2 separate regions of the Homo sapiens genome follow, and region 2 is linked to region 1. Evidence: read pairs that join two places in POLR2A ChIA-PET (ENCODE). Cell type or tissue: MCF 10A. All regions are shown on one strand. Each heading gives the region's core, and the rest is flanking DNA. Links, peaks and the distances in the headings are about the cores only.

The links. ChIA-PET counts read pairs that join two places held together with the same protein. Peaks named below come from ENCODE experiments on the same cell type or tissue, not always from the same donor. Only the 100,000 strongest peaks of a DNase experiment are listed, where the experiment ranks them.
Region 2: POLR2A ChIA-PET joins it to region 1 with 5 read pairs; 6 of 35 experiments call an interaction of 5 or more read pairs at or near these places.

The regions. Positions count from the first base shown.
Region 1 is chr2:85,766,602-85,772,662 of GRCh38, reverse strand. The region is part of intron 2 of ATOH8 (atonal bHLH transcription factor 8); the gene reads right to left. Among named protein-coding and RNA genes, the nearest start is that of MIR6071, 14 kb to the left of the region's middle. RefSeq lists enhancers at 1-2,319, 5,931-6,061 and a silencer at 2,663-2,957. In MCF 10A, for the core only: a CTCF peak has its summit at 2,845 (motif pointing left); no DNase peak of the experiment used is centred there.
Region 2 is chr2:85,599,829-85,605,889 of GRCh38, reverse strand. It overlaps TMEM150A (transmembrane protein 150A), which reads left to right and starts at 3,192. Exons shown (of 8, transcript NM_001031738.3): 1 at 3,192-3,283; 2 at 3,826-4,006; 3 at 4,408-4,455; 4 at 4,783-4,869; 5 at 5,478-5,545; 6 at 5,872-5,999. The coding sequence starts at 3,942. It overlaps C2orf68 (chromosome 2 open reading frame 68), which reads left to right. Exons shown (of 4, transcript NM_001013649.4): 4 at 1-636. It also overlaps a transcript of USP39 not described here. RefSeq lists silencers at 2,983-3,562, 3,663-3,722. In MCF 10A, for the core only: a CTCF peak has its summit at 3,231 (motif pointing right); a DNase peak (open chromatin) is centred at 3,129.

The sequences.
Region 1 (6,061 bases), core at 2,392-4,891:
CAAACCAGCTGCTCGCGCTGTTGTATCCTGAGTGATGATGAGGCTCTGAAAGGGTTTTTTGGGAACAGATGGCCAGGGGAGAGCTGGGGAATGTGCCAGCAGAGGGCCGGGCGGGCTGCCAAGGCCTGTGGTGACTGAGTGCTTGGGCTTCCAGCTCGCGTGCTTTCCCTGCCCTCTGCCCTCCGTGGCGCCAGCAGGCCTTCCCAGCGAGCGCTCGGAACATCTGGAGTCTGGGGCTGCCAGGAGGGGGGGCCGCGGCGGCCGGGCGGGGGACCCTCTGTTCCAGCGGAGCTCCCATGGACTCACCAGCAGGCCCGCCTCGCAGAACAGCTAATCAAAACCACAGCGCCCGAATGGGAACCAGGCGCGCTCCCAGCTGCAGCCAAAGGCCGCCAGGCGACTTAACCTGGTGTCAGTCCTCGCCGGCGGCACAAAGCTGGGGGTGCCCGCAGCTGATGACACCTCCCTGCCCAACCCACCCCTCGCTACCACCAGGGCCACCACCAGCAGGCTCTTGGCTCCCCACAGCTAAATGGAGCCTGCACTGCGCTGCAGCCGGGCTGCTTACATAAGAGCTGTTGCTCTGGGCAAGGGACGGCACCAGGCACTTGCTGGGGGCCTCCTGGGCACAGGCCACTGTGCTGGGCAGTGTGCGAGCTTCAGGCAGCGGGCTGGCCTCAGGACTGAAGAGCTCAGAACTCAGAACCAAAGAGATAAAACAGGTTGGAAACTGAGCTCTGCCACTTCCTGGCCATGTGGCCCCAGGCAAGTTACGCCCTTCTCCTGGCCTCAGTCTTCCATCTGTGCAATGAGGGAAGTGGTCCCAACTTTGGGGTTAGTATAACACGGGGTAGAGATAATGTGAGTGGGATGCCCATAAGGGGACACAATGGCACTCACCACATGGTTGATGTGCTTGGTGGTGGCAGTGGTCTGCTGCAGTGCCGATTAGCATTATTATATGACCACATGTTATGCATGTTTCTTGGTATGACTCCCTCTACTTTGACATCCGAGGATTTCTGGATGGGCTGCAGGCTGCACCCTATGCTAAGGGTGCAGGACCAGGGGTTTGAGCTGAAGTGCTAGAGGGGAAAGAATCTCTCACTCAGAAAGGTTGGTCCTTCCCCATCTGCCTTTTGGCTGGTCGGTCATTCATCCACCCTGGCACTGCCCTTTTCTGAGCTGTTCCTTCCCGGGGTTCCAATTAAGTTGTTACCTTGTAGCTATAAATTCATGAGATTTCCTCTCTGGCACTCACCGGGAACACCAGCCCTTTCTCATATGGGGTCTTGTTTAATCCTTTCAGCAAGGCAGCAAGGCAGATTTGTGTGCTTTCACTTTACAGATGAGAGGACTGGGGATCAGAGAGGTCAAATAACATGCCCAAGGCCACAGAGCGAGAGTGACAGTGCCAGGACTCAAATCCAGGTCTCCAGCCCCAGAACTCTGCACTTTGCCTACTTCACAGTTTTGCTGAGGGCCGCCATAGCGTGCGTTCCTGTGCCTTAAATGATAGCACTACAGAGCACCAGAAAGAACCACAGCGTTCTCTGGGGTTAGCCCCCACCCTACACAGACACCCCTTCTCCAGCGTCCCGAGAGCCACTGAGCCTCCACAGGGGCTTCCAGAGGGGAATCTTGGCTCAGAGGTGCCCCAGGGGGTTCTCTGCATTCCCCAGTGTGGTCAGTTAGGGCATCAGAGGGGACTTCCCACGTCTCAGAGACCTTCTGAGCAGGAAGAGCTGGTTTTTCTCCCTAGGTCAGAGATCCTGAGTTTTCATTCATTCTCAGTGTGTTGGGGAGAAGGGTGGGGTCTGGGAGCGCATGTTGAGGGTGGGGAGCAATTTGGAAAAAGAGAGAGGAGGAGGAAAGGGGCAGAGAGTGTGAAAAGAGGGAGGAAGCGGCACCCCAGCCTTTCCCTGCGCCTCGCCTCGAGACCACCCGGGGAACCTCAGAGGCACGGTCCACGTTCAGGGAAAGCCAGCTCAGCTCACCTGGGAGGCTCCCCAGCCAATGACCCCTCCAGCCCAGGCCCTGCCAGACTTGTGGCCTAACAGTGTCAAATGGGAGAAGAGAAACGGCAGCTGAGAGAACACTCCGTGTTAGAACAAACAGCTGGCGACAAACGTCTATGTAATTGGAATGCCAGAAAAAATAAATTGCATCCATTTTTATGGCTAGTTGGGAATTTGATGGTGGTTTCCCACCCACCCCCCTTTTCCCCAGCATAGATGGCCTCCTTGGGCTTTGAAAGCAGATGGTATTTAACTTAATAACTGGGCCGGGAGGGGGTTGGATATGTGAGCCACCAACCTCCCCTCAACCCCACTCCCATGTGAGAAGCAGGACAGGGAAGCAGTAGGAGCTGGGGGCACACACCTCTGTTAGTGGTTAGGTGATCTCAGGCAAGTTCCTTGGGCTCAGGGAGCCCCGGACTCACCATCTGTGCATCAGACAACACCAGTCCCCCACCTCAAGGGTTGGTGAGAGGAGCCCACGAGGTGATACCCGGGAAGCACCAAGCACATGCCTGGCACATGATCCACGCTCTCTGAACATCAGATGTCGCCAGTATTCTCAGGGCAAACCGCCCTGAGGTCCCAACAGTCTCTAGGAGCGACTTTCAAATCTCTGTGAAATGCCCTGAGAAGTAACACAGGGGTCAGTCATTAAAGCAGAAAGAGGATTTAGGTGGGCTTGGCAAGGGCCTTAGAAATCACTTATGACAGCTCCTCACTTTTCAGAGACAAGGCCTCAGCAGGGCTGACAATGTACATGGGAGGTAGGAACAAAGCTGGGACAGTGCCCCTTGGTGGGCACCCTAGGGGCCATAGGTGGAACTGAATCCAGGCAGGGTGCGGCTCTGGAGACTCCGCCTCCCACAGTCCACAGAAGGGGCTGGCACCCAGGGATCCTGTCCGAGGCCTGGGCTCAGCTATCCAGACAGAAGGGGGCCCCTCCTACACACCCTCAGCTCACACCAAACCCCCTTCACCCGACAAAATCCAATATGCCTTCATCTTGTCCCTGGCACCGAAGCTACGGGGTCTGCACCCAAGACGTTCTTCCAAAGCGGACCCAGGCCATACTAGGACCTGCCTCCTGTCCCCAGAAAGCAGCAAGGAAAAGAGGGAGGACACAGATCTCATGAAGCTGCACTGGCTTAATTGCCACCTCTGGCTTCAGATTACCCACAGGGCCAGGAGCAAACCTCCCAGCCCTGCAGACCCCGCCTTCCCAGCACTGGCACACGGCTGCAGGCACACCACCCGGGGGGGTCTAGCTTGCTGGCTAAGCCTCTGGTACAGCCCTCAACTCAGCACTTTCTGGTTCGTCTTGTCTCCCATGCAAAACCAGGGCCTTTGAGCAACTTGAGGGCAGGAACTTACTGGCCATTTATTGCCAGGGCTCAAAACATGCTATCAATTTGAGTAGCTGTTGTTGTAGTTAGTATTATACTACCTGATGGCTTAAAATCATTAGAAGACAATGCCCTGGTTTGTGCAAAATCAGTGCTTTCCTATTCCATAGATCTGGGGGTGGCCCACCCAGCCCAGGTGTGGAAGAACAGTTCTGCCTCCTCCTTGTCTTCCTCTTTCCCCTCCTCCTCCTCAGAAGCTCCCAGGAGTTGCTGCTTTAAAAACAGGAGCTGTGGAAAAGTGGCCCAGAGCCAGGTGCTTAACGTGCATTATCTCCGGCTGCAGCCGGAGTCAGAACTGAACTCCCCAGAGTCCTTCCAGGCCTCCCGCCCGTCTCTCTGCTGGGCGGCCTCTGACATGGGCCTCTGCACTACTGGGGCTTCCAAATGGGGCTCCAAATCCTCAAAGTCATGATCTGTGAGGCCCAGAAGGGGAGGATTCACTGGCCAAGGAATGCAGGTTCCCCACCCCCTGCCGAGGAGGGCTGAGATGGGCGGAAGGATGCACCTGGGCTTGGAGGGGGAGCTGAGTGCCCTTTAAATCTCATTCTTAATGCTGACCTGGACCCACAGTGCAGCTCCTCGGGGTGCGAGGGACCTCAGAGGACACTGAGCTCAACCTCCCAAGTGGGCATCTTGAAGGAGGGTCGCCCAGCCTCTTTTGGACACAGTAGCTCTGAGGGAAGCAGTCCCTGCATGGGACAGTTCAAATGGCCGCCAATCACACCAGCGATGACCACTGCCATCACAGCTGCTACAGCAGGCATCTGCTTGCGGCCTCACAGCCTTTGGTCCAGATTTTTGCTCCCAGGCTTCTGCAACCCTGCCTGACAGGCCTGTCAGCAGTCCTCTACCCTAAGGCTTTAAACCCCAGCTAACATGCAACTGAGTTGCCAGGAGGGTGACTGTGAAGCTATGGGCCACCATGCACCTTGTCAGGAATTCCTTTACCAGGCAGGCTTCCACAGCCACAGCACATGGAGCGGCAAGCGTGGCTCATTGGGGTAGGAAGGGCTGGGAAGCAAGTAGGCCTTAGGTGGTCATCTCATTTTCCAGAGAGGAACAGCAATGGACTCCAGCAACCCTGAGTGGTCGTGAGAGGGACAGTGGCCTGAAGTCAGGTGGAGGGGCCTCACAGAGAAACTACACACTCGTAATATCATTCAGACTCAAACTGGGCCCACGCTCCTGTCCCAGGGCCATCTCCAAGGTGACGCCAAGAGGCAAGCCCCAGGGTGGTGGCCCAGGGACTGTGTGCTAATCCAGACCCTGTGTGGTGGGGACTCCAACCCATGAACCCACCTCCTGACCCAGAGAGGGCAAAGCAGGTCTGGATGGAAGGCTCTAGTTCTCACCCCTCTCCTGCCCTCCTGTGCCCCTGCAGGACTCTGGGCAATCTCTCCAGCCCTCCTGGGTCCCCTCCACAGTCCACAGCTTCCTGATGGCCCCTGATGGCTAGAAATTTGTGTTAGAAGCAGAAATTCTTTGGTTTGCTTTTTCCTTTTTCTCACCCTAACCACTCCTGGTTCCCAAATCCTCTAGACCAAGAAGTGTTCAGTCGCTGCATGATGGTGGGGACTATGTGGTAAATTATTTTGTACCTGCACTGTGTCAGGTACATAGAGGGTACTCAATAGCTGTTCATGGAAGGGAAGGGAAGGAGAGGGGAGGGGAGGGGAAGAGGGAATACCAAGAAGCACTTTGAGATTCCCATCTCTTGCTTGGGGACCCCTACAGTAGTCACATGTCCTGTTGAGCGGGGGTAGACAACTGCTGAAGAGGGTGAACGGTGGGGAAGAGGGGCTCTTCCTCCCAGCACCTGTTATAAGTTCCTGGGCTTCCCCTGGCCCCTGCCTGGCTCCCAGGCTGTGGTGTGGCAGGACTGAGCGCTGTGAGCAGTGCATGCTCTCAGTCACCTCTTCCCAAAAACTCATAACCACGTGCAATCTACTGGTAGACCTTTGCAAGTCTTTTCACAGAAATAATCCTAGACATGAGGAAAGAATATTTGTTGGTTCAATTGTCCTGGGGGTTGATTCCCCAAACAGAATCTCTGTAAATGGAGGTGGGGCCTCAGGAGTCCCAGGCTGGGAGGCACAAAACGAAGAAAATAAAACCGGTGAGGTTCCAATTGCAACTCGAAAGCCAGGACACATCTAAAGATGGGCTCCTCATTCAATGCCATCTCAAGCCCCCCAAAAAAAGGGAAGGACAAGGGGCCCCAGGAGGCAGGGAAGTACCCTCCCCTGGGGCTTCAGGCCCCCTCGGTGTCAGGGCCCATGAGTCCACTCTGGGGCAGGACATCTGCCGAGGGGACCAGCTAAGGCCAGCTATGCTGGGCTTCAGTGTGGGGCCACACATCCCCACCAAGAGAGCGGATAAAGAGGGGAACAGTGTGAGCCAGACTCAGAGAGAAAGACAGGTAGACAGACAGATGGAGGGTGACAGCTAGCAATTATGACCGCAAAAGCATAGGTGCCCAGAAGCGGGACACAGGGGCCTGCCTGGAAGGGCTGCCTGGGAGCTCGAAGGCTCCAGCGACTCCAGGGGTCCTGAGCTGGAAAGGAATCTGGCTGCTTGAGATGCCCACACTTGCAAAGGCTGCCGTGTCAAATCCTGGTCGTCCAGATAAAACTATGG
Region 2 (6,061 bases), core at 1,974-4,473, 170 kb after region 1:
CCAACAAATGCTTTTCCCTGTGTAAAAGTCTCTCTGGAAGGGACATTCCATCTCCATGGTGCACTCTGAGGGGCACTGTCAACTAGAGATTGGCCCCATCCAGGTGGGAGGAACCCCTTTGGGATGGTGAGTATCCAATCTGCTGTGCATTTGACAGGATCTCTGAATGGCTAGGTAATGGATCCCAAGCAGGCTCACAAATTTAAATGAGGGCTTTGTGTGCAGAAAGAGGAATAAGTACAGATTATTTTCCTACCACTAGATTTTTGGGGAGAGTCACCATGGAATGTTGACAATTACTTAAAATATTTTAAGCTCCCTTGCTGAATTCCTGTCCTGTCCCTGAGGAATCAGATGGTCATACAGCCATAGGCACCCACCCGAAATTTCCCTAGGAGTTGGAGTAATGCTAGAATTGAAGACCTTCTGAGTAAAGGGCTTCTCTGCCTTCTCAGAGGCAGGAGAATTTGCACTGGTTGTGTTAAATGTATAAAAAGCTATATGTTCACCAGTTTACTCATTTCCAATGTGTAGATGAATAAAATGTAGTGTACAAATTATTTGAAAATCCCAGAAGGAAGGTACTTTTCAAATACAGTATTTTTTTTAACAAATAAACTTACGATTTTTACAGCACTGTTTTTGCCAAGAGTTGTGAAATAACTTGTGTACTTGGGGAAGTGGAGGTTAAATACCTGCCCTAAAGTCATTCCACCACCGAGTCAGCACTGGAAATCTCATCTCTTGCTTTGCCACACTATTTTAAGAGCTGTCCCTGTTGGAACATAACAACTAGACAGACTCATGTAGCATTAGAGTTGGAAGGTCTTTTTAAAGACATCTGGTCCTACTTCTTACATGATACACAATTCCCCCTACCAACTACCTATGAAGAGCCCTTCTGTCATACGGAGCTCCATCCTGGGATAATTCTATTTTAGGAACTATTAGATTGTCATACTAAGCCAAAAGCTGCCTCATGTCCCGGATCTGGACTACTATGCCTTGCCCCCACATCATGTTAGAACTTGAGTAGTCCTCTCAGGCCTTCATCTTGATTGGATAGGGACTCAAACCCAGCTCAAGAAGATATAGTGTTAAGAATTGCAAAGCTTCCAATTAGGGTTCACAGCCCCATTGGGCAGATAAGGTGCCTACGCAGTGGGAATGCAGTTGGGCAGGAAGATGGTTCCTGTCAATTAGCAAGGAAGCACACCCTTGTCCTGAGGCACAAAGCATAGCCAGCGGCAGGTGAGCTGGATTTTATCCCCCACTGGTTTATTCAGCCAGGTGTGCTTGTACAGTGATCACTACACAGCCATACTTCTTGGCCCTGTTTTAACTACTTGTCCTAATGTGTTTAAGGACAGGGCTCTCCCGCTGGGCACGGTGGTTCACATCTGTAATCCCAGCACTTTGAGAGGCCAAGGCGAGCGGATCACCTGAGGTCAGGAGTTCAAGAGCAGCCTGACCAACATGGTGAAACCCCGTCTCTACTAAAAATATAAAAAAATTAGCTGGGCATGGTGGCAGGCACCTGTAATCCCAGCTACTCGGGAGGCTGAGGCACAAGAATCACTTGAACACAGGAGGCAGAGGTAACAGTGAGCCGAGATTGCACCATTGCATTCCAGCCTGGGCAACAAGTGAAACTCTGTCTCAAAAGAAAAAGGGCTCTCCAACAGGTTTTCTGCTTCCATTTCTGCTTTCCACTGGGTCCAAGAAGGTTTCTCCCTCTTCAAGTCATTGTGCAGTTTATTCTGCTCTACTTCTCTAAAGCACAGGACCCTGTTGTTTCACATAGCCTTTGCCTCACCAGTGTTGCCAAACTTCAGCTCCCCACGCTGGGCAACCTGCGCCTGTGCACCATTCAGGTGATGATCTGTCATCTCACAAGGGCTCCAACAGATGCTGGGACCGCCTTTGAGACAGAATGCCAGGCACACTTCTGATATGTGAAAGTATTTCCACCCTTGCAATAATTTAAGAAACATCCGGGCCAGGCGCAGTGGCCCACGCCTGTAATCCCAGCACTTTGGGAGGCCGAGGCGGGCGGATCACGAGGTCAGGAGATCGAGACCATCCTGGCTAACATGGTGAAACCCCGTCTCTACTAAAAATACAAAAAAATTAGCCGGGTGAGGTGGCGGGCGCCTGTAGTTCCCAGCTACTCGGGAGGCTGAGGCAGGAGAATGGCGTGAACCCGTGAGGCGGAGCTTACAGTGAGCCGAGATCGCGCCACTGCACTCCAGCCTGGGCGACAGAGCGAGACTCCGTCTCAAAAAAAAAAAAAAGAAAAAGAAAAAGTAAAAAAAAAAGAAACATCCAGGAATGCACTCATAGCCTGTAAGTTTTTGGTGAAGCTGGTCAGTAATTTTTCCCACACTATCCTGTTTCCTTTTCCCAGATTCCTCCGGGTCTCTCACCTTCCCCTCTTTGCTTACCAACACTGGCCATGTTAATCCTTACCTACTCTACACTGACACCTACATGTGTCTATTTAGAATGGATGTCCTCTGGTCTCTGCCGTCTTATTTCAAATAAGTGTTGATCAGTCGGGAAACACGTCTTGGACACTGATTTCTGGCTAGTACATTGTGTACTTGTATGCAGGAAAGCAAAAAGTATCTAATGAAAGCAGCCCTCCTCCGGAGTTTGCTGAGCCACAGGAACCATAAGCCAAATCCCAGGCGCTTGGATTTCTTAAGAAACAGCCAAGTCTTTGTGTCTGCTTCTCTGGACCCACCGCAGCCCTGGCCAGAGGCAGGCATGGGGCGCCACGTTGAGAGAGCTTCCTAGAGGACTCACCGTTGGCCGGTGCAGGCTGCAAAATGTGCGCAGTGGCGGAGAGACGCTCCTCCAGCCATGTGCACGGCGACAATCCCAGGTAGAGCTGGAATGCAGGCTGCCCCGAGATCCCCACCTGCTGACGCTTCCCCGGCAGGAATCGGTTAAACGGAACCTCTAGTCATCTCGGTTTTAGAGCGGTCTTCACGCCACAGCCCTCCGCGCCCAGGTCCTCCGAAGTTGGGACACCGCCCACGTTTCCCCCGTGACGCGGGCGCGGGGGCTCGGGAGTTGTAGTCTCGGGCAGGGCGCGGGCACCGAGGCCGGGGCTGCGCGGACTCCACGTCCCGGCGGGCGGCGCGGCGAGGCCTGGGGCCTCCAGGGGCGGGGCCGCTCGGCCCTTTAAACCTTTCAGGGCTGCTCCGAGGGCCGCAGCTAGAGTCGGCGCCACGAGGGGGCCGAGCAGGGTGCGGCGGCGGCGGGGCGCTCCGGGGAGGTGCGTACTGGGCTCCTTCCCTTCCTCCGGGCTTCCAGGAATCACCTGGGGACTCTCGCGTCCCGGGTCCTGGGGGGTCGCCGGCCGCAGGGTCCGGCCCCAGCCGGGGTCCCCGCGCCCAGGCGAGCGGGGGCCGGGCCGGGCTGGGCTTTCCGCGTGAACCCGCCCCTCGCCCAGGGCGCCGATGGTCAGGTGGTTGCCTGCGCGCCGCCGACTCGCCACCGCTCCACTGGGCCGGCACCCAGCCTCTCCTTGGCGTGGCCTCTTCGGTTGTCCAGCCCTTCTCCCAGCCCTGGTCCCTCAGAAGGAGGGTAACTCCCTTCCAGATGTTACGGTCCGCCTGCGTCTCTCAGCACGCCGGTGGCATTTGGGTTGACCGCGGAGGCCCCCAGTGCCAGAGGGTGTTCACGTTCTGCCGTGGGCTCAGCCCAAACTTTGGACGCTCAGAGACCCAACGGGAGCGCTGGATAAGGTGTTGACCCCCTTCCCCTCCCCCTTCCCGGCCAGTTACCCACTCCTGGACTTTGATCTCTCTCCACCAGGCCAGGACAGCTGATGGTTGTGGCAGAAACATCTCAAGGTAGCTGGTCCGCCCCCACTTCCCCATCTACCTCTTGTCCTCCCCCCAACACCACCACCACCCTGGCTCCCCTCCCTCATGACCGCCTGGATCCTCCTGCCTGTCAGCCTGTCAGCGTTCTCCATCACTGGCATATGGACTGTGTGAGTAAAGGGGGGTGCCCGGGGGGCAACAGGAGCTTGATGACGCACACAAAGTCTCTTGTCCTGTCATAGCCACGGTGGTACCCAGGGTCACTCTGGGTGTCTCAAAAGCCTGACTTGGTGCCTGGGCACACAGCCCCTTGGGACAAGCTGGCACCACTGCTGTCCAGCAGGGTGGCCCTGACAAATATACTTCTAGCCAGGGCAATTTCCAGAGGGCCTGTAGCTGGGGGCATGCTGCAGGTGCTGGTGTGGCATCAAGCCTTAGGGACCTCAACTTGAGTCCCCAGCAACAATAATGAGGCTGAATGGGGCCAGAAATCAAGGTTGAAGAGAAGGGTCATGGGGTGGGTTGAGTGGGGCTCGGGAAGGCTGCCAGGGTGACAGTTCTGTTCCCACAGGTATGCCATGGCTGTGATGAACCACCATGTATGCCCTGTGGAGAACTGGTATGAAGGACTCTGCAGACAACCTTGCTCTAAAGCTTCCTTCATCTCTGTCCCCTCTTGGGCCTGAGGCTGCCACGAGCCAGACTGCAACCCTGAGCCTCACTGCTCTTCTCTGAAATTGGTCCCCAGGCATGGCTTCTTGCCACCTACCCACTTCCCACTATCCCTTTGCCCCTTTGGTTACTGCTTCAGGCGGGCACTGGGGAGTGGGATCTTCTGTCCCTGTAGGGGAGGTCTGGGAGAGAGTCCTCTTTGAGGCCTGAGGCTATAGGCCAAGGGCCTGGGGGCAGTCCCTTCCCCCAGTCTACTCCCTGTCCTGCCTGCCAGGTCCTACAACGAGTCCTGCCCTCCTGACCCTGCTGAGCAAGGGGGTCCCAAGACCTGCTGCACCCTGGACGATGTCCCCCTCATCAGGTAAGGCCTGGACATTGGGCCGGTCAGGGAGATCTAAGGGCCTCCCAGACAGCCCCTCAAGCAAAGAGCTGTCCTTGGGTCTCAGGAACAATAAGTATCCTAAGAGCCACTTAATAACAACACTACTTGACAGTTACTGTGGGGCAGGCACTCTGCTGAGTGCTTTATATGCATTGTCTCTTTTCATCCTCCCAGGAGTGAGGCAGGTATTGTTTTCACCATTTTATAGGTGAGGAAACAGGCTCAGTCTTCCTCATCCAGGTCACACAGCTAATAAGCGGAGGCACCTGGATTTAAGCTGGAGCCCTCAGATTGCCCAGCCCGTGTTCTGGCTCAAGGATAGCCAAACCAGCCGCAGGGCTCAGCAAAGAGTGTCAGGGTTGCCCGAACACTCCTGGGCACTCCCTTCTCTCTCACACACATGAGCTCTGCTTTGGGGGCCCAGCCTGGAACCAGTTGTTCATGAGGGACCCTGGATCTTCACATAAATCAGTGGCCTGCCTGCTAAGGAGCAGGTGCAGGTAAAGCAGGGGAGAGCCAGTGAGCCAAAATGGGGGCCCCCCGGGCCTCCTGCACCCCTCTTACTCTGTCCTTCCCCCTCCTCGCAGCAAGTGTGGCTCCTATCCCCCAGAAAGCTGCCTCTTCAGCCTCATTGGCAACATGGGTGCTTTCATGGGTGAGTTGTACCCTTAGCCCTGACCCTGCGTGCCCAGCCCAGTGATCCCCACACAGAAAGGCCCAGGAAGCCCTTCTGTGCAGCCCTCCCCACCAAGGGCTAAGGCAATAGAGGCAGCTTCTCCCCTTCCTTGAAGGCCAAAAGCTGACTCCCACACAGCCACCCTGCTGGCTGGAGCCTGAGGAAACCTAGTTCACCACCCGCCTGTCTGTTCCTTTCTGCCCCTCAGAAGGGGCAGGAGCACCACAGCGTCTGGGGGAAGCTGACAGGCTCGCTGGGCAGGGCCAGGGCTGGAGGAAGGCCTCAACTGTGCTCTCCTCCCCCAGTGGCCCTGATCTGCCTCCTGCGCTACGGGCAGCTCCTGGAGCAGAGTCGGCACTCTTGGGTTAACACCACGGCACTCATCACAGGCTGCACCAACGCTGCGGGCCTCTTGGTGGTTGGCAACTTTCAGGTGCTTCCCCTTCTCCCCTGCAAACCTTAAACTTTACCTAACAAGGCCTGGCTGCCTGCAGT